4 separate regions of the Homo sapiens genome follow, and regions 1, 2 and 4 are each linked to region 3. Evidence: chromatin contacts called from ENCODE Hi-C or POLR2A ChIA-PET data. All regions are on one chromosome and are shown on one strand. Each heading gives the region's core, a stretch centred on a gene start or an enhancer-like site at or near the end of the contact. The rest is flanking DNA. Distances are from core to core; before and after follow the strand shown. Region 1 overlaps LINC02780 (long intergenic non-protein coding RNA 2780). Region 2 holds the start of TPRG1L (tumor protein p63 regulated 1 like). Region 3 holds the start of DFFB (DNA fragmentation factor subunit beta). Region 4 overlaps TP73 (tumor protein p73).

Region 1 (5,023 bases), core at 58-2,557, 150 kb before region 3:
AGTTTCCAAGCTAAGCCTGAGAAACTCAACACTAACAACAGAGAGAACGCACGGGCAACAATATCTTAGCAAATAGAAACGGGAACAGAGAATGTTCCCTCCAGTCACACTCAATGACAGCAATCGGATAAGAGTCTGTCACGCCATCACCCGCAGTCAGACGCTGGGGAGAACTGCCAGGCCTCTCTTCATGTGATCCAAGGTGAGGGGTACTAGTCATGTGACCTCCACTTTGCAGGCACAGGGGAGCCACTGGGGCTGGAAACAGGGACAGGTCCAGCTTGGGCATGTGGGTGGCCAGCCTCCAAGGTGATGCTCAGTGACCCCACCTCGTGGTATTCACACCTCCTGCCCAGTTCCTTCCCCATGGCATCAGGACTGGTCTGTGTGATCATCTGGCAAAAGGGTGACGTCACCTCTGAGATTAGGTTATAAAAAGACTGTGGTTTCCTTCTTTGTATCTATCTCTGTCACTCTCCTCTTCCTCTTTTTTTCTCTCTCTGTCTCATCCTCTTTTTATGTCTCTGTCTCCCTCACCTCCCTATTTCTGTCTCTCCCTCTTGTCTCTCTGTCTTTCTCTTCCTTTTTCTCTCTTTTTGTCTCTCTCTGTCTCTCTCACTTCCCTTTTTCTGTCTCTGTATCTTTTTCTCTGTCTGTCTCTCACTTCCCTTTTTCTATCTCTCTCTGTCTCCTCTGTCTCTGTCTCTCTCACTTCCCTTTTTCTCTTTGTCTCTCTCTGTCTCCCACTTCCCTTTTTTTCTCTGTCTCTGTCTGTCTCTACTTCCCTTTTTCTCTTGGTCTCTCTCTGTCTCCCACTTCCCTTTTTTTTTTTTTTTTTTTTTTGAGACAGAGTCTAGCTCTGTCACCCAAGCTGGAGTGCAGTGGCACGATCTCGGCTCACTGCAAGCTCCGCCTCCCAGGTTCACGCCATTCTCCTGCCTCAGCCTCCCGAGTAGCTGGGACTACAGGCGCCCGCCACCACGCCTGGCTAATTTTTTGTATTTTTAGTAGAGATGGGGTCTCACCGTGTTAGCCAGGATGGTCTCGATCTCCTGACCTTGTGATCCACCCACCTCAGCCTCCCAAAGTGCTGGGATTATAGGCGTGAGCCACTGCACCCGGCCTCTCACTTCCCTTTTTTCCTCTGTCTCTGTCTCTCTCTACTTCCCTTTTTCTGTTTGTCTCTCTCTGTCTCTCTCACTTCCCTTTTTTTCTCTGTCTCTCTGTCTCTCTGTCTCTCTCACTTCCCTTTTTCTGTCCTTCTGTATCTGTCTCTCTCTGTCTCTCACACTTCCCTTTTTCTGTCTGTCTCTGCTTCTCTGTCTCTTTCTGTCTCCCCATCTCTCTGTCTCTGTCTCTCTCTGCCTGTCTCACTACCCTTTTTCTGTCTCTCTCTCCCCACCCCTTTCTCTCCTCACTCTCAAATTATGGGGACAGCAAGCAGTCATGCTGTAAAGCAGCCTTACAGAGAGGCCATCAGGCAAGGAGCTGCATCCTGGGCCCAGCCGACAGCAAGTGAGTGGGCCTGGAAGCAGCCCCTCTGGCCCCAGTCGAACCTTCAGACGAGGCAGCCTTGGCTAACAGCTTGATGGCAACCTCGTGAGAAACCCTGAGGCAGAACCCCCAGCTAAGTCCCTCCTAGATTCTAGAGCTCAGAAACCATGAGAGACCATCAATGTCTGTTGCTCTAAACCAGGTAACCTGTGAGCAGCTGTAGATAATGAGTGCATCAGGGACCCAGGCAGAGCCAGGCAGGGCCCTTCTTGAAGATGACGAGGAACAGGAGCTGGAAGCTGCAGGGAAGCATCAGGCCACAGCGAGAGAGGCCAGGCAAAGGCCCACAGAGCCAGGCGAGGGACTGTCCAGGAGAGAGAGTCCTGAGGCCATCGCCTGGACCCATGAGTCCAGCCCTGCCTGGAGGGCCACCCCCAGAGCCCTTCAGGAACTCCCAACGGCACTAATTAGTTACACCCTCCTTTCCAATTCCATTTTGAAGTGGGGGTCTTGCAAGCGGGCAAGCCCTGGCTGAATCACTGGGTCTGTGAAGCTCTGCTCAGTACCCACACCCTACCCAGGGACCAGAGGTGGCCCCAGAGTCAGCACAGATGGGGCAGCCCTGTAGCCCAAGACCCTCTCTTTGGCCCCAGCAGGAGTTGGAAGAAGTATAGACTTCCCTGTGAGCTCCCGGCCCAGGGGCTGTGGGGTTGTGGGCTCTAGAGGGGCACTGCCTCCAGCCTCCCGTCATTGCAGAAAACAGGAGAAATTGCAGATGGCAGGCCAGGAGCGGTGGCTCACTCCTGTAATCCCAGCACTTTGGGAGGCCGAGGCAGGTGGATCACAAGGTAAGGAGATCGAGACCAGCCTGGCTAACACAGTGAAACTCTGTCTCTACTAAAAATACAAAAAAATTAGCCGGGCGTGGTGGCGGGCGCCTGTAGTCCCAGCTACTCGGGAGGCTGAGGCAGGAGAATGGCGTGAACCCGGGAGGCGGAGCTTGCAGTGAGCTGAGATCGCGCCACTGCACTCCAGCCTGGGCGACAGAGCGAGGCTCCATCTCAAAAAAAAAAAGAAAAAGAAAAAGAAAAAGAAATTGCAGAAGGCAGCGAGTGACCCATCAGCACAGGGCTCTGGGGCTCCCTTCAGAGGAGCTGCTCCAACAAGGTGGAGAAAAATGATGGGATGCCTGGGACTTCCTGTTGCATTTCCACATGGTCCACTTGGCCACAGCACAGGAGACAGCTCCCGGCTACCGGCATGGCCCTCACCCCTGCGTTACCAAGACCTCCAGGGGATGCAGACAGCCCCAGCTGAGCTGGGCAGGTGAGGCCTTTGCCCTGCCTTCTACATCCCCCTCCCTCATGCCCAGCCTGGACTCCTCTTGCTCTTCCTCTGAAATGGTCTCCTCCTGTTGCTGTAACCCAAACCCTATCGAAAAGGACTGCCACTCAGCAGTCACCCTACCTGTTCGTGTGCAGCAGGTCTCTCTGTAATGTGAATTATCCACACCTATTCAAATGTTTAATTCTGCAAATACATTGCAGAGGGAAGCGTGCTCCCCTCTCTCCTCCATTGTGGTATGTGGCAGCTCTTCTAGGACCTGTTCCCCGGGGTCCTGGCTGGCAGGGGATGTGTCTGTCTGCCCTGCACACACACAGGGAGGAACTTGTGTTGCTCCCGACCAACCTTCCGCGACGCACAGAGCCCCTTGTGTCCAAAACAGAGAAAGATGCCCAGCAGAAACTAAGGACACCGGCATTGGCAGCAACTGAGGTTTTAGTCTCCACTCTGGCACTTGTTAGCTGTGTGACTTGGAGTGGCTGATTTAGCCCCTCTGTGCCTGGGTTTCTGTCCCCTGGAAAGGAAGGAGGCTGCTGCTCCAGTTCCCGCAGGCTGCTGTGTGTTCAGTGGAAGAGCCCACCGTGAATGCTCCAAGGTGAACAAGTGAGCTAGCGCCCAGTGCCTGCCGTGAGCCCACCGCTCCCAGCCTGTGCAGTGCCCCTGGCCTGAGACAGGAAACCCGGTGCCCTTCCTATTTCCCTGAGGGACTCGCAGTACACAGGCTCCCAAGACGCAAGGTCATGTGGCCTGGGCTCTGCCTCTGGTGGCTTCAGGGCAGAGCATGAGCCCCAGACACTGGCCCCTTAGCCCCAGACATTCAAGGCATAGGAGCAGCCCATCCTGCCTGCACCCCGTCTTCGGCCTCAACACACCCTTGTTCTTCAGGCTTTGCTGGGAAGCCTCCTCCTCCTTCTGAGAAGACCTCCTCACCTCCCTTTTCCTTTTGAAGGTGAGAAGGGGAAGATTCCGGAACATCGTGTACTGCCTTGCTACATCCCTATCGTGATTAGCAGCTGGATATGGGGCAGCCAGAGAGCGTGAGGTTCAGGAAAGCAGAACTCAGTGGCTGGCACTGTGGAAGATGAGGGAATTGAGCTGGCACTAAGACGGGGCAGGCACGGGGCAGATAAGACCTAAGGCAGAGGGGGCAGGGAGGGACGTGGAACATTCCAGGCACACGGAGCAGGCAGGCCCCATTGGAGCAAGGATTTCATCTGAGAGGAGCACGAGGTTAAACAGCGAAGTCCGTGTGCGGCCAGTGCAGAAGGTGCTTGGCTGCCCATCCGAGGGCTGGGCTTGGAGCCCCTGCTGCCCGCCCTCAGGAGCCTGCAGTGATTCCGTGTCCCCCAAGACACTCAGACAGAGCGTGGAGTCCCAGTGACTTCAGACGACAAGTCTCCTGAGAGGCTGAAGCAGGGATGGACCAGCCTCACTCCCAGCCTTGCACAGATGAGGAAACTGAGGCCCAGCAAGGGGAACGACCCACACCCAGGCTCAGCCCAGGTACAACGCAATTCCGCGGCCTGGTTCCAGCCTCCTGGCCTGGCCTGCTATCAATAGCGTTGCTATTACCTGCTGATGGAAGGATAAATAGAATAGCAGATGTTTGTAATTATAAACTTCTTAAGACTTTTTTTTTTTTTTTGAGAGGGAGTCTTGCTGTGTCGCCCAGGCTGGAGTACAGTGGAGCCATCTTGGCTCGCTACAGGCTCAGCCTCTGAGATTTAAACGATTCTCATGCCTCAGCCTCCCGAGTAGCTGGGATTACAGGTGTGTGCCACCATGCCTGGCTAATTTTTTTGTACTTTTAGTAGGGATGGAGTTTTGCCATGTTGGGCAGGCTAGTCTTGAACTCCTGGCCTGAAGTGATCCACCCAACTCGGCCTCCCAAAGACTTTTTCTTGTAGAAATAAGGTCTCACTCCATTGCCCAGGCTGGTCTCAAACTCCTGGACTCAAGCCATCCTCCTGCCTTGGCCTCCCAAAGTGCTGGGATTGTAGGCGTAAGCCACCATGCCTGCCAGACTTTTTTTTTTTTTATGGACCATAACAAACTTCAGTGTTGTTTCATTCCTTAATGTGGCAACTTCAAAAGACAAAAGGAACTCTTTTTTTTTTTTAGACAGAGTCTTGCTCTGTCACCCAGGTTGGAGTGCAGTGGCATAATCTCGGCTCACTACAACCTC
Region 2 (4,585 bases), core at 1,873-4,372, 230 kb after region 3:
AGTGGCTTTGCCGTCACCCAACCTACCAGGTCAGTAACCAGGCCGAGGCACACAGCTGGGGAAGTGCAGGACCCCCGCCAGGCTCTGGGCTCTGGGCTCTGCTCTAACCCCAGCCCCGAGGCCTCCTCTCCTGGTGCGCATCCGCACTGGTCATCTGGCACGGCTGGGTCTGCTGCCACTCTCTGAAGCCCAGCTGGGGCCCTTCCCCACCCAGATCACCATCAGGAGGCCACATTATGGAGCTATGCTAACCAGCAGCCACTGGCCACATGCGGCTACTTTAACATAAATTAACCAGAATTTCTGACAACTTAGGGAATCAACTCTAAAATGAGAGCTTCCTCTCTCATTTCTAGCCACGTCTCAAGTGCTCGGCAGCTCCGCGTGGCCGCCGGACAGTGCAGACCTGAAGTGTCTCCGTGACTGCGGGGGGTGTTTCCATCACTGCGGGGGGCGCGGCTATTTATGTGCCTGTCTTCTTACCTGACACAGAGATGCTGTCTTCTCATCTGCGCCAGCCATCGGGTGTTCTGTGAAAGTGGCATAGGGCACGTTGGTAGACCAGGGATTCCATCTGTTTATGAAGGAAGGACGACTTTGCTTGTCCCACTGAATTCGAATCCCAAAACCTTCTCGCCTGAAAAGTCAGAAGAAATAGCCAGACTTAGCATGGCAGGCCACAGTGCTCTCATGGACAATCTGACAGTCTCATCAGTTAGGAGAATATGACAGCAAAAAGCACACGTTTACAGAAAAGACCTATGACATATCACAATGGAAAACGGCTTGTAGTTTTTATTTTTGTTTTTATTTATTTTTATTTTTTGAGATGGAGTTTTGCTCTTGTTGCCCAGGCTTGAGTGTAGTGGCCTGATGTTGGCTCGCTGCATCCTCCACCTCCTGGGTTCAAGCGATTCTCCCAACTCAGCCTCCGGAGTAGCTGGGATTACAGGCATGCACCACCACACCCAGCTAATTTTGTATTTTTAGTAGAGACAGGGTTTATCCATTTTGGTCAGGCTGGTCTCAAACTCCTGACCTCAGGTGATCCGCCCGCCTCAGCCTCCCAAGGTGCTGGGATTACAGGCGTGAGCCACCGTGCCTGGCCGGCCTGTGGTTTTTAGTAGTAACTTCAATCTCCACTAACAATTGCTTTAAATACTGTGGGTATAAATATGACAAATTAGGTATATTTTGGTTATTAAATGTATTATTTTGGTAATCTTTACATGATTAAAAATTAATAAACAGGAATACTGGCTGGGCACGGTGGCTGACATCTATAATCCCAGCGCTTTGGGAGGCCAAAATGGGCGGATCTCTTGAGCCCAGGAGTTTGAGAACAGCCTGGGCAACCTAGCAAAACCCCATCTCTACAAAAAATACAAAAATTAGCTGGGTGTGGTGGCGGGCACCTGTAGTCCTAGCTACTTGGGAGGCTGAGGTGAGAGGATCACTTAAGCCTAGGAGGTGGAGGATGCAGTGAACCAAGACTGCACCACTGGTGCCTGGGTGACAGAGTGGGACTCCGTCTCAAAAAAAAAAAAAAAAGGGAATAATTATAGATAGGCTAGCCAAATGAGTGAAAAGGAAGTGTAATCTTCCTTTTCCTTATGTCATATTAAATGTTTTAACCAAAAGGTAAAATTTTTATTTTAGCTTCCTGAATCCCCCATCCAAATCTCTCCATCAAAAACCCAAGTTCTACAGCTTAACTGACTGTAGTAATGTTTAGGTTCCTCACGTCAGAAAATTATCCTACAGCAAAAAGATCAACTCCTGAAAGCTGGTCATTAAATATTTCCAAATTTGTCTTTTAGTGGTATCTATAAATTACAACGGGACCCTCCATTTCTCTTTAAAAAATTAGCCAGAGCAAGACTTGATGTGTCATATGCAATCTGTCCCTGGCTGGAGAAAAATGCAGAGTTTGGACTTTTCCTGAAGAACATCCAAGTTCCTTTTTAACACGCTGGGCTCTACTTCAATGCATCCTGAACTCATGTAAGTCTTTTTACTACCAGCCTAATAGCTGCCTTCTGTGCCAGAATTCCTTTTAATGCACTCAATTGCCCAGAAGTCGCTTCTTTTTAAGGAACTTCCCATTGATATTTGGAGCTGGAGCCTTTGTGCTTATAATTAATGACAGAGAAGACACACCGCTTGGGGGGCTGATTTAAAAGGGCTGAATTGTAAGGTCCACTCTGGTGCTTAGGTCCAGTGATACTGGACTCTGAACAGGCTTACTTGTTGAGCGATTTAGGGGGAAACTGGAATTCTCCGTAGGAAATGGTGTCTACTGCGTTGAGCGCTATCCGCACCACCTGCTGGCACTGGAGACTGATGAAGTCGTATTTACAGATAAGCAGGGACTGCTCCGTGACCAGCACCAGCCGCTCCTTCTCATTGTTCCAGTGATCCACCCTGTAGGCAGAGGAGGGGCCTCAGTCCACACTGGACGCGGCTGTCTCGACTTAGCCAAGGCCAGCCCGCCTGGAAGGGCAGCAGGGGCGGCACGGGGCGCCTGAGCGTGGCACGAGCACCCCGGGAAGTCCTCGCAAGGTGCTGCGCGGCGGCTCGGGGCGAGTCCCCCCACCAAGGAGAGCGCAGCCCCGGCTTACTCGGTAAGCAGCCACACTCCCTGGATCTCGCCGTCCTCCACGGGCCGCACCACCACGCGGATCTCCTCCACTGCCTGCTCGATGCTGCCGGGCTGGGCGGGTTGCGGGGTGGGGGACGGGGGCAAAGATCACAGGTCACAGCTCGCTCCCTGCGGGACCGCCCGGCGCCCGCCTCCGACCCCACCCGCCCCCATCCCGCCCCGCGCCCTCGGCCCCCGCCCCGGCCCTGGCCCCTGCCTCACCCGGAACACGAAGTACTCCTTGACGCGGGCGCGGCGCGTGGGGTCGTGGATGCTGAGAGGCCAGAGTGTCTGGCGCAGCGGCGTCCCCGCCCCCGGCCGCCCCCCGCCCGGGCCGCCGCCTGCCCCCACCTCCTCGCCGGCCGCCAGCACCGCCGTGGGGCTCGTACCGGCCGAGTCCACCGAGTCCCGCAGTTGCAGCATTGCCGCACCCCTTACCGACCCCGACCCTGACGCCGACGCGACCGCCGTCGCCGCAGCCACCGCCACCACCCGGCCGCGCCCCCGGCCCCGCCCCGCGGACCGCCGCGATTGGCTCCGCCTTGCCGGCCCCGCCTCTGGCTCCGCCCCTTCCCGCGTCCGCCGACCCTCGGGATTGGCTCTCCTCCTGCCGTTTTCCGCGATTGGCTCTGCCCCGCCGCCGTTCACAATCGCTCCCGCCCCTCGCCGGGCCGGAAGCGACCGTCACGCGCAGGCTCACTTCCTGTTTACACAACGAGAAGGGGCGGGGCCGAAGCCGGTTGCCAGGGTGTCGCGGAGCGGCTGGGAAGGAGGGGCTGGGAATCTTGGAGCCCCTTGGCCCGCGGGGAAAGCGGGTGACCCGCCCTGCAAGTGGGATGCCCCCTTCGGCCTTCTGGAGCGCAGGTGGGGGCGCGCGCCCATCGGGGGCTCGCACTGCACGGAGGGTCGCGGTGCCGGGGAGCTGAGGTTGGAGGATGCAGGGCGGCGGCCCTGGTGCACCGTGGGGGAGTTCGCACGCCGGGCAGCGATCTTCTGCCGGGACCTGGCGTTCTTCACACACGGCTTATTCGTGACGGATCCACAGAGCAATGCACTCTGAAGCCGGAGGGTAGAAAGTGCTGGAATGCGCGCCCGGGCCCAGGCTGTCGCGAGCCTTCAGCAAGCCAGTGCACACAGAGAGGGCTGCCCAGAGATCCCGGTCAGCGCTCGCAGTTCGAGGTGGAACATGTGTGTGCCCTGCGCTAGCCCCAGCTCCCGGAGGTGCCCCCAGCGCGTGTGGAGGGGGGCGGTGAACGGACCCGCAATCTGGTGGAGGCTGCGGGAAGGAGGCGCAGAGTCCAGGGGTCAGGGTTACCTTCGGGCAGGAGGACAGATCCCTCTGCTCGGAGGTGAGGAAGACACACGAGGCGAGGTGCACACAGGCGAGGAGAGTGAGATGGGGGGAGAATGAGGAGTTCAGGATACATCTGTTTACTTCAGTCAGGGAGTGGGGATGGAGCGGAGTATTTGTAAAGATGGACGGTTTAGAATCGCCGGGATGAGAACCGGGCAGGGAGCTGATCAGGGAAGGGCATGGGGATCTCTGAGCAGCTGGGAGACCCCAGGGAAGTTTGCAGTGGCGCCTCCCACGCGGCAGCTGGGGGAGTGGAAGAAACCAATGCTGGCTGGTCTAGATGGAGGAGTTTGCTGGGTAGCGGTGGTCAAAGACCAGAGAGAAAAGGGAGGCCAAAATCCTAGAGGGAGTGTTGCCCAAGAATGGTGGAGTGCAGGGATTCTGCCCCACTTGCCAGCAGACAGGCCAGGCTGCCAAAGTTGCATGGGCGCTGGCAGAAAGACCCAATACCCCTGGAGTCAGAGAGGAAAGACTACAACAGGAAACGGGCGACGCTGGTGTGCCCAGACGCATGTTGCACCACAGCGGGTGCACTACAAAACAGGACCCTGGATCCTGTGGACCAATGTGGTCTTTGTCCCACAGGGAGG
Region 3 (4,459 bases), core at 598-3,097:
ATTGCCCCCAAACTTGAGCCCTGAGGACAGCATCTTAGCAAACACCAACCGAGAACAATGTGAGAGCATCCCACGAACCACCACCTCGTCCTTCCAGAAGGGTGCTCAGCCCAGCAGAACAGAACAGCATCTCTTCCTGGCTCCACCTTCCCCATGAAACTGTGCAGGCCCCAACCCCAAAGCCCTCCCTCTGCTCTTGGGAATTGCTAGGACACCTCAAATGAACGCAAATAAAATTAAAAGATTTTTTGAAGAAAAAGACGACCAATTGAACAGCTGGGTTCATGAACGAGAGGACTGAGGACTCTGCCACCTAAGCGACGCTGACCAGTTCTGCCTCCAGAGGGCTTCCTCCTTGAGACCCGAGAGTTCACAGTAAGGGGGACTCTTCCCCACCCTGATGGGCACCTGGAGCTAAGCCCCCAGGACCTCGGAGAGTGCCAGCTTCCCGCCCACCTCCAAAGTCCTTGCCACTCACAGCCCTGCCAGGCCTGGCCCAAGGTGAGCAGCACCAGCTCGGCGTTGTCGGGAACACTGGGGAAGTAATCTTCCGTCAGCTCCGTGCCATCCTCGTACAGGCACAGCCGGGAACCGCGCTCAGGGAGCTGCAGGGACGGGAGAAGCAACAGGAGGAGGAAGGGTCTCAAGACGAGGGCTTTGCATCTGCAGGCCTCACAAACGACCGGAATGAGCTGTGCTTAAAGAAGCAGGCTCAGGCTGCCGCCTGTATGCCACAGTCGCTCCAACGCCCAGGCAAGGATGAGGGAGCGGGAGCAAGGGCGCCTGACTGCGGGCCGTTCTAAAATACGAAGAGTCAGGAAAAACATACATCAGGGGGTGACTGCTGGCTCTGCAGGATTCACCCTTTTTAAATGAGCTCCTGAGGGCGCTTCAAATAGAGCCTGTCTTTGACAGCGCCGCCTCCCTGCTGCCAGGAGCTGAACACCACCATCCCCAGCACACAGCCGCCAGAGCGGTGCTGGCACACGAAGGAGAACGGTTGGTTGCCTCTGTGCACAAGTGTGACCGGCACGTGGCACTGTTAATTTGTTGGAGTCCGGTTCCCTGTTACTCTGCACTGGTCAGTTTTAGGCATTTTATGGCTACTCCCACCCCACCCGCACCGACCCCGGCAATGCACACCTGGTAACCCTAGTACTGGTCTAAAAAGAAAACCAACCTAGAATAAGGTGACGATTGCAATCCCCAGCTGCGAGGGCTGGAAGGGGCCTGCAGAGCCCACCTAGCCAAGCCTTTCATGTTACTCAAGGGGAAGCTGAGGCCGGACAGGCAGAGCAGCCGTGACCCCGCGTGCCAGTACCTGGCACTCTACCCGGGTCTCCTAGCTCTGATGCAGGGCTGTCCTGCCCGAGAGGTGGGAAGAGGGAAGGGGTGATCCAGGTCGTCCCCCAACCCCCCTGCGTTCTGAAGCCACGCTCAGGAACCCCAGGCTGCGGGGGCCCGGGGTCCTAGCGGCTGAGGCGAACGAAAACTACCCGCCCCGGGCGCCGCCTGCACCCTCCGTTTTGGAAGAGGAAAAGCGGCACCTCCTATTCTCCCCACACGCCTCCCCGACGGGCCGTCCCCGCCTAGCCCAGCGGGCACCTGGAAGCGGAGACAGCCCTTGCGCAGCACCTCCTGGCAGCTCCGGCCAGCCACGCCGAACTTCCTCGGGCTGCGCAGGGCCCGCAGCTTCACGCTCTTGGGCTTCTGGAGCATTGCAGATGTCCTCAAGCCCTCTGGGTCCCACAGGCGGTGGCACCTGCTGCCCAGCTGCTCAGATCCGTCCTCGCCCTGGCCGCAGGGGTCTGCACCTGGTGAGCTCTGCAAGCTGGCACAGGCCGGGTGCCGATCCCGGAAACTACATTACCCAGAAGGCCTGGGAAAAGTGAGGCCCGACGCGGTCTTGTGCGCAGGCGTCGCCCCACGGACACCACATTACCTTACTCAGAAGGCTCAGGAAAGCAAAGGCGCGACGCCACCTGGTGTGCCCAGGTGCCGTGGCCCCGGAAACTACACAACCCTGAGGGCCAGAGTAGCGGAGCCCTCCCCTTGTGCGCAGGCGCGGCCTGGGGTGGGGCGGGGTCGCGCACGCGCAGAGGCCCTGGCCCAGGGCTGGGCTTGGTTGTCATGAGAGTGGAGGCTGCGGCCGGGGCTATGGGCAGAGGTGGCCGGGTCTGCTTCTTCCCTGTCACTGCCGCAGCAGCTTGGGGTGCAAGGCGGCCTGGGGCGGCGGAAGGGGCGCCCCCCGAGTTCCGTCTGAGGAAGCGGCGGCTGCCGAGGAAGTCCACGAGAGCCGGGTCCCGCACGCCCCTGGGGTCCGGGTGCTGAGGCGCCGCCTGGCCGCCTCCCCGGGCCGCGGCACCGCTCCGACCCAGCCGCCCTCTCCACCGGGGCCGCGGCAGCGCCAGTCGGGGCCCTTCCCTCTAAGCAGGTACCTTCCGGGCCGCTGCGGCGCCGGCCCAGGGCCGGAGTGGGGAGCGGGGCGCGGGGCGCGGGGCGCGGGCGCCGCGGGGGCGCGGTCCCCACCTGGGAGCTGGGTACGAAGCCTGGGTGCGCGGTGCAAGCGCGGACGGTGTGGAGTTAGATGCCGGCCTTGCTGTCGCCGAAGAGCCGGCGCGGCCCCGTCGTGCCGTATGCCGGGGAGCTCAGCACGGGTGCTGGGACCGCCTGCCCCGGCCGGGACGGCCCATTTAGCGTGGAATATTGTTTTCAGATCCGGCTTTTCCTCTTCTGGATGCGTAGCACATAGGGGGCCAGTTTCAGATGTGTTCTGCTGAGCAAAAGTTTGAGGAAAATTGCTCTGTCCCTATAGAGATTAAAGTCTGATGGTTGGTTGTTTTTTGTTTTGGAGTTTGTTTTGTTTTGTTTGCACTTAAGTTCAGATTTCTCTGAAGCCCTTTCAGTCGCTAAGATGACTTGATCAGAAACCCATAAGCCTTTGAGACGGTCTCGCTCTGTCGCCCAGGCTGGAGTGCAATGGCACGATCTCAGCTCACTGCAGCCTCCGCCTCCCGGGTTCAAGCGATTCTCCTGCCTCAGCCTCCCGAGTAGCCCGACTAATTTTTTTATTTTTAGTAGAGACGGGGTTTCACCATGTTGGCCAGGCTGGTCTCGAACTCCTGACCTCAAGTAATACGCCCTCCTCGGCCTCCCGAAGTGCTGGGATTACAGGCATGAGCCACCGCGCGCAGTCACACTTAAAAGTCTTCTTAAAAAGAAAATCAGAGACAAGTTTTGTTTCCTAGTCTTGTAACAAAATGGAAGTTGCTACACTGAGTTTCCGTTTAATTTATAGTTAATTGCCTTTTACCATGCCAGCACTAGGAAAAGTGTAGTGAGGGATGAGACCGCCATGGAGTCATCGCTGCCTGGGGAGAGATGTACTCTGGCATTTGTCGGGATGTCGATGGCTGCCCCTGGGACAACAGGGATCCCTCATGCCTCTGGTGAGGAAGACCAGCCAATAACTGGATGTTCAACAGAGCTTTGCTTCTTCCCAAATTGTTAATGGTGATTTTTATAGAGCCTAAAAGTGGCATCCTTCAGTGACATTCCAAGTATCTTATGTAACACTTGAAGGTTTACACAGAGGGGACCCTAGGGTACAACTGGAAGGTCTTTGGGAGGGGGTAGACTAAAAAAGGAATCCTTTTCAAATACCAGACTGAGGTAATAGCATTGCCTCCACAGTCCCTGTGCATTTCTCTTAGCTGGTTCTTAAATGCCAGTACTTTGTTTTAGATTTGTTGGGGGCAGTATAGCATACTGGAAACACCCTTCTGTTTGACTGAAAAGGTCCTATATTTATGTCTTCGAGCCGTAACAGAGAGTGTTGGTTAGGTTCAGAGACTAGCCAGGCTCGGCGGCTCACGCCTGTAATCCCAACACTTTGGGACACTAAGGTGGGAGGAGTTCAAGACCAGCCTAGACAACACAGTGAAACCCCATCCCTACAAAAAAAAAAAAAAAAAGTAGCTGTGCATGGTGGCATGTGCCTGTAGTCCTAGCTGCTCAGGAGGCTGAGACAAGAGGATCATTTGAGCCCGAGAGTTCATGGTTACAGTGAGCTATGATCACGCCACTGCAGCAGTACAGCCTGGGCAACAGAGCGAGAACCTGTATTAAAAAAAAAAAAAAAAAAAAAATCGGGGCTGGGCTTATTGGCCACGCCTGTAATCCCAACACTTTGGGAGGCTGAGGCGGGTGGATCACCTAAGGTCAGGAGTTCGAGACCAGCCTGGCCAACATGGTGAAACCCCATCTCTACTAAAAATACAAAAATTAGCTGGGTGTGGTGGTGCGCACCTGTAATACTAGCTACTTGGGAGGCTGAGGCGGGAGAATCACTTGAACCCAGGAGGCAGAGGTCGCAGTGAGCCGCGATCACGCCACTGCACTCCAGCCTGGGTGACAGAGTGAGACCCTCTCTCAAAAAAAAAAAAAAAAAAATTTGGAG
Region 4 (4,969 bases), core at 535-3,034, 180 kb after region 3:
GACCGCACCATTCCGTTAATTTAAAATGGGAGAGTGTGACAGGAAGCAGAACCGCAGGTCCAGCTGAGGCTGGCACAGGGCCCCGGGGGAGAGCAGAACCCGCCCTTGCCCATACCCCACGGTGGGTCCCTTTGGGCTGAGCAGTATGAGTAGGGTAGCCTCTTGGTGCAGGTATGTGGGCCAAGGCTGGGTGGGCACAAGTGAGGGGTCCCAGGCATGTTTCCTGAAGGGCAGGAGCACTGGAGGGGCTGGACTCGGAGGAAAGAAATTCCCTTAGATCCAAGAGGACAAGCCTGGGAAGGTTTTGCCGCCAGAGGCCTCTGGGTCGCATCCCCTTCATTTTGTAGATGGGCCACCTGAGTCCAGAGATGGAAATGGACTTGCCATCCACAGCAGGTGGATGACAAAATCCCAGCTCCCTTCACAGCAGCACCATTCCTGGTAGCTGAACGGTGCACATAGCCCAGACGCCCATCAGCAGAGGGCCGGGCACAGGAGATGTGGTGCCAGCAAGCAATGGAACATTACGCGGCCATGAAAAGGAACGAAGCTCTGACATGCTACAGCGTGGGTGAGACCTGAAAACCTCATGCTCAGGACACATGACCTCATCTGTCAGCCTGTGAGCTGTCCCCTCCCAAGGCTAAGGTGGGACAAAGACAGAGAGAGACAGAGACAGAGAGACAGAGAGAAACAAGGACAAAGAGAGACAGAGACATAGAGACAGGGATAGAGACAGGAAGAGAGAGACAGAGAGAGAGAGACAAGGACAAAGAAAGAGAAAGACAGGAAGAGAGACAGAGAGACAGGGACAAAGAGAGAGACAAAGAGAGACAGAAAGAGACAGGGAAAGAGATAGAGAGAGACAGGAAGAGAGACAGAGAGACGGAGAGAGACAAAGGCAGAGAGAGACAGGGACAAAGAGAGACAGAGAGATACAAGGACAAAGAGAGACAGAGACAGAGACAGAGAGACAGGGACAAAGAGAGACAAAACAGAGAGACAAGGACAAAGAGAGACGGAGAGAGACAAAGGCAGAGAGAGACAGGGACAAAGAGAGACGGAGAGAGACAAAGGCAGAGAGAGACAGGGACAAAGAGAGACAGAGAGATACAAGGACAAAGAGAGAGAGAGACAGAGACAGAGAGACAGGGACAAAGAGAGACAAAACAGAGAGACAAGGACAAAGAGAGACAGAGAGTGAGAGAGACAGAGACAGGGAGAGACAAGGACAAAGAGAGACAGAGAGATGGAGAGAGACAGAGACAGAGAGACAGGGAGAGAGACAGAGAGAGATGGAGAGAGACAGGGAGACAGAGACAGACAGAGACAGACAGAGAAACAGAGGGAAAGAGAGAGGGACAGGGAGACAGACAGCGTGGGAGCCGACGGCATCCCGCCGCACCCCTACTGGAGGTCCAGGGGTTCCGTGAACAGGTGTGCACGGGGCATCCCTCCGCGCAGGGCTCAGGGCTCACAGGAACTGGTCGGCAAAACATGATTTGTGATCTTATGCCTGGGACATGGGCGTTGGCTGTATTTTCAAGTCGGCATCCTGTGAACTCCCCCTGAAGCGACACCCTCTCTTCCCACTGAACCCTGAATGAGGAACAGCGACCCTTCTTGTCAGCGCGCCTCTGCCTGCCGGAGACCCAGCTTCCACATCCCCTGACCGGCACCCACTGTGCACTGCAGGACACCAGCTTGGCCTCTCATCCCTGCCTGGGCACAGGACAGAGGCCAGCGAGCGTGGTCGTGGGTCCCCGATCCCACCCGTCCGGCCCTCCAGGCTCACAGGACAGGCCACCACCAGGAGCATGTGGGGTGGGAAAGGGGCTTCCTCCACGCCAGGAGTTGGGTCCCCAAACATCCCCAGGCCTGTTTGCCTGAGATGTGGGCAGTGGGCCTCCAGGTGCAGGCGTGTGGACCAGCCGGAAGCCCTGGGCAGATGCATCTTCCAGGACACCCCTCCCCACAGTGGGGCTGGGGCAGGGCCCAGGAATCTGCCCCTTTAACAAGCCTCCAGGGGAGTCATGAAGAGCCTGGGACAGGCCCCCTGAGGAGGACACTGTCATGAGGGCCAGCCTTGCCACTGCTCGGGGCCCTGCTGCAGCCACCGGCCTCCCCCATGGGAATCGGGTTCCTCATTAGCCAAAACCAGGACCCGGAAACCTGCCCAGACTTAAAGCACACGGAGGAACTTGAACCGGAAGCCACGAGATGCCTGATTCCCAACTTCCTGGGAAAACGCCAACGCTGGTAGCATTGGTCCCAGGGCCCCACAGGAACACTGCTCACAGGCACAGGCGCCAGGCAGGGGCTCCCCCAACCGGCCTCACACACCTGAGCTGATGACTGGCTCCGCAGGCATCTGGGAGTACTGGGCATGAGGAACAGGAAGCTCTGTTGGGGGTGCAGGGACGCTGCGCTGGGGCAGGGGGAGTATGTGCCCTCTGCCCACAGCCGCCTTTCAGGCAAGGATCCCAGTGGCGAGAAAAATAAGTCAATTCTAATAAAATGGCCTTTCAATTAAATCCAATTTTCCCAACCATTTGCCTTTTAATTTGAAAATTCGTTCACAAGGGGATCACGGTTCTGGGACAAAACAGAAATTGCTTTTGAAACGTTGCCAATAGTTTTAAAAATCATGTGTATCAATGGGGAAAGGAGACCAATTTCATAAGACATCTTTAGGAAGTTTTATCAACATCATAAAATGCAAATACATTATTGGAAGTGTAGGTTTTTCTAAGAAGATTTAGTCTAGGAGGGATGGGCTGGGTGCAGTGGTTCATAACTGTAATCCCAACACTTTAGGAGGCCAAGGAGGGAGGATTACTTGAGCCCAAGGGCTTGAGACCAGCCTGGGCAACACAGGGAGACCTCAGCTCTCCAAAAACTTAAAAAAATATTAGCTGGGCATGAGGGCGTGATGGCATGTGCCTGCAGTCCAAACCACGCAGGGTGCTGAGGTGGGAGAATCACTTGAGCCCAGGGGCTCGAGGCTGCAGTGAGCCATGATTGCACCACTGCACTCCAGTCTGGGCAACAGAGCTAGACCACAACTCTAAAAAAAAAAAAAAAAAAAAGGGAAGGAAGGAAATGAAATAAATGAGTTCTCAGTTGTAACAGGGGCGTCCAGTGTGTATTACCACAGGTCTTGCAGTGGAAGGCTTTGTGTGGCCACAGCATTTGGGGGTGGTCATTGGGGAGCTGCTGGCCGGCACCCCCCCAGCCCTGGCACCATCAAGTCAGGGCACAGAGTTGCAAAGGACAGTTGTGCTGGGTGTTCCTGGTTACGCTGTAGCCAGGCTGTAGGCTGCTGGCACACCCAGGAAGCAGGGCACCTCGACCCTGCCCCAACTTCCATGAGGCCTCAGACAAGTCCCCTCCCTTTGCCAGGCTGGAAAGGTGACCAGCGTTCCAAGTCCTACAGTGCCCACAGCAGTGGGAGCAGGACAAAGACCAGCCACCGAGGGCCCTCCGGCAAACCCAGACCTCAGCCTGCTTGGATCCTCAACTCCAGGGGCCGCTGTACCAGCTGCACCACAGGGAGAGCCCCCACACACGTGTGACTCAGAACAGGAAAGGAACTCACACCAGCAATTAGGCCCCCACAGCTTCCCCGGGACCCACGGAGCACAGGTGGGCTGGGGAGGGGACTGTGTGGCCCAGAAAACCAGCCTGCCCAAGCTCCCTGGAGCTGAAAACAAGGCTCTCTGATGACTTCTCGGTTTGACTCAGGGCCTTCTGAGGTCTCAGCCTAGGGGTTCTCACCAGGGGCAGTTCCACCCCCAGAGGATATTCCCATGTGGGGACATTTTCCACGGGGTCAGAGGGTGCTGTGGAATCTAGTGTGCAAGACAGGGATGCTGCTTAGCACCCTACGTTGCTCAGGGCAGCTGCCCACAGCAGAACGCACGCCCAGCTGTCGGGGCCGTGGCGGAGAGGGGGTGCTGTGCCATGGCTCCGAGCTGAGGCTGGCCAGGCACTTTGCAGGGCCTCAGGCTCACACGCCAACCCTGCCCCAGTTCAGAGATGAGCAAGTGGAGGCCAGGAGGCCCAGTGGCTGGCCCAAAGCTACTGAGGGCTGAGGAGCTGGGACTCCAGCCAAGCCCAGGTCCTCTGATGGCCTGGCCGCACCCGAATGCTCCCCTCTGCCCTGTGGGGAGGAGTCCGCAGCCGGTGAGGGGCTCTCAGCCTCTCTCATCTCACCCTGCCCAACCCCTCTGGCCTCGTCTTCCATAGCTTCCCACGAAAGCCACAGCCCCCTGTCCCCCTGCCCTGTCCCAAGCATTCCCTCCCTGTCCCCAAGCATCCCCTCCCTGTCCCCTGTTCCTCTGTCCTCTCCCTGTCCCCCTGTCTCCCTGTCCCCCATAGGTTCCTTCCCTGTCCCCTTTCCCTTTGTCCCCTAGCCCCCCATCTTCTATCCCCTCCCTGTCTGCATCCCTCTGTCCCCTCCCCATCTCCTGTTTCTCTGTCCCCTCCCTGTCCCTTGTCCCCATAGATCCCTGCCCTATCCCCATGGGTCCCCTCCCTGTTCCCTGTCCCTTTGACCTCTCCTTCTCCCATCCTCTGTCCCCGTCCTAGCTCCTGTTTCTGTGTCCCCTCCCTGTCCCCGTCCTCCTGTCCCCTCCTTGTCCCCCATCCTCTGTCCCTCCCCGTCTCCTGTCCCTCTGTCCTCTCCCTATCTCTTGTCCCCATGGGTGCCCTCCTTGTCCCCTGTCCCCAGTCCCCACATGCCTGGCTATGTGCTCTCTGTGTTCAGCCTTTGTCTACCACCCCCTTCCTGCCCTCCCATCTCATCCCTATCTCTCCAGGCCAGGCCAGGACCCAGCCTCCTCTAGGAACCCCGTCTCCGGCTGACGCCCCATCCTCTCCCCTCACCACCTGACAGGAGGTGGGAGACCAGACATTTCCTTGGCCATGGGCCCACAGGTAAGGCCTCGTCAGTTCCCCAACCCCTTCC

Evidence for each region. Hi-C counts contacts between places; a loop is a spot of excess contacts on that map. ChIA-PET counts read pairs that join two places held with the same protein, here RNA polymerase II (POLR2A). Pooled maps may share reads with other maps.
Region 1: a loop to region 3 is called in a map with no recorded cell type, with 10 times the contacts of the local background. The contact joins the enhancer-like site here to the promoter of DFFB in region 3. A Hi-C loop is called at or near these places in 1 of 37 single-sample maps with no recorded cell type and 4 of 50 pooled maps. POLR2A ChIA-PET finds 5 or more read pairs at or near these places in 2 of 52 experiments (Caco-2 and naive thymus-derived CD4-positive, alpha-beta T cell).
Region 2: a map of B cell shows a loop between it and region 3 (4-fold over the local background). The contact joins the promoter of TPRG1L here to the promoter of DFFB in region 3. A Hi-C loop is called at or near these places in 2 of 168 maps with a recorded cell type or tissue (B cell and CD4-positive, alpha-beta memory T cell), 2 of 37 single-sample maps with no recorded cell type and 13 of 50 pooled maps.
Region 4: a loop to region 3 is called in a pooled map, with 7 times the contacts of the local background. The contact joins the enhancer-like site here to the promoter of DFFB in region 3. A Hi-C loop is called at or near these places in 3 of 37 single-sample maps with no recorded cell type and 5 of 50 pooled maps. POLR2A ChIA-PET finds 5 or more read pairs at or near these places in 1 of 52 experiments (B cell).

Annotation. Positions count from the first base shown.
Region 1 is chr1:4,003,380-4,008,402 of GRCh38, reverse strand. The region is part of intron 2 of LINC02780 (long intergenic non-protein coding RNA 2780); the gene reads right to left. Among named protein-coding and RNA genes, the nearest start is that of LINC02780, 30 kb to the right of the region's middle. Within about 2 kb of position 1,307, at least 3 of the 41 ENCODE cell types and tissues checked have a DNase peak (open chromatin) inside an H3K27ac peak, as active enhancers do.
Region 2 is chr1:3,623,552-3,628,136 of GRCh38, reverse strand. It overlaps TPRG1L (tumor protein p63 regulated 1 like), which reads right to left and starts at 3,122. Exons shown (of 5, transcript NM_182752.4): 1 at 2,864-3,122; 2 at 2,622-2,713; 3 at 2,248-2,424; 4 at 484-637. The coding sequence starts at 3,064. It also overlaps a transcript of MEGF6 not described here. RefSeq lists enhancers at 2,086-2,748, 3,729-3,848 and a silencer at 3,049-3,278.
Region 3 is chr1:3,854,864-3,859,322 of GRCh38, reverse strand. DFFB (DNA fragmentation factor subunit beta) reads right to left here and starts at 1,847. Exons shown (of 7, transcript NM_004402.4): 1 at 1,606-1,847; 2 at 479-605. The coding sequence starts at 1,719. CEP104 (centrosomal protein 104) reads left to right here and starts at 2,112. Exons shown (of 22, transcript NM_014704.4): 1 at 2,112-2,434. RefSeq lists silencers at 966-1,015, 1,946-2,445 and an enhancer at 1,626-1,805.
Region 4 is chr1:3,675,811-3,680,779 of GRCh38, reverse strand. The region is part of intron 1 of TP73 (tumor protein p73); the gene reads right to left. Among named protein-coding and RNA genes, the nearest start is that of TP73-AS3, 9.4 kb to the right of the region's middle. RefSeq lists an enhancer at 1-91 and a silencer at 381-548. Within about 2 kb of position 1,784, at least 2 of the 41 ENCODE cell types and tissues checked have a DNase peak (open chromatin) inside an H3K27ac peak, as active enhancers do.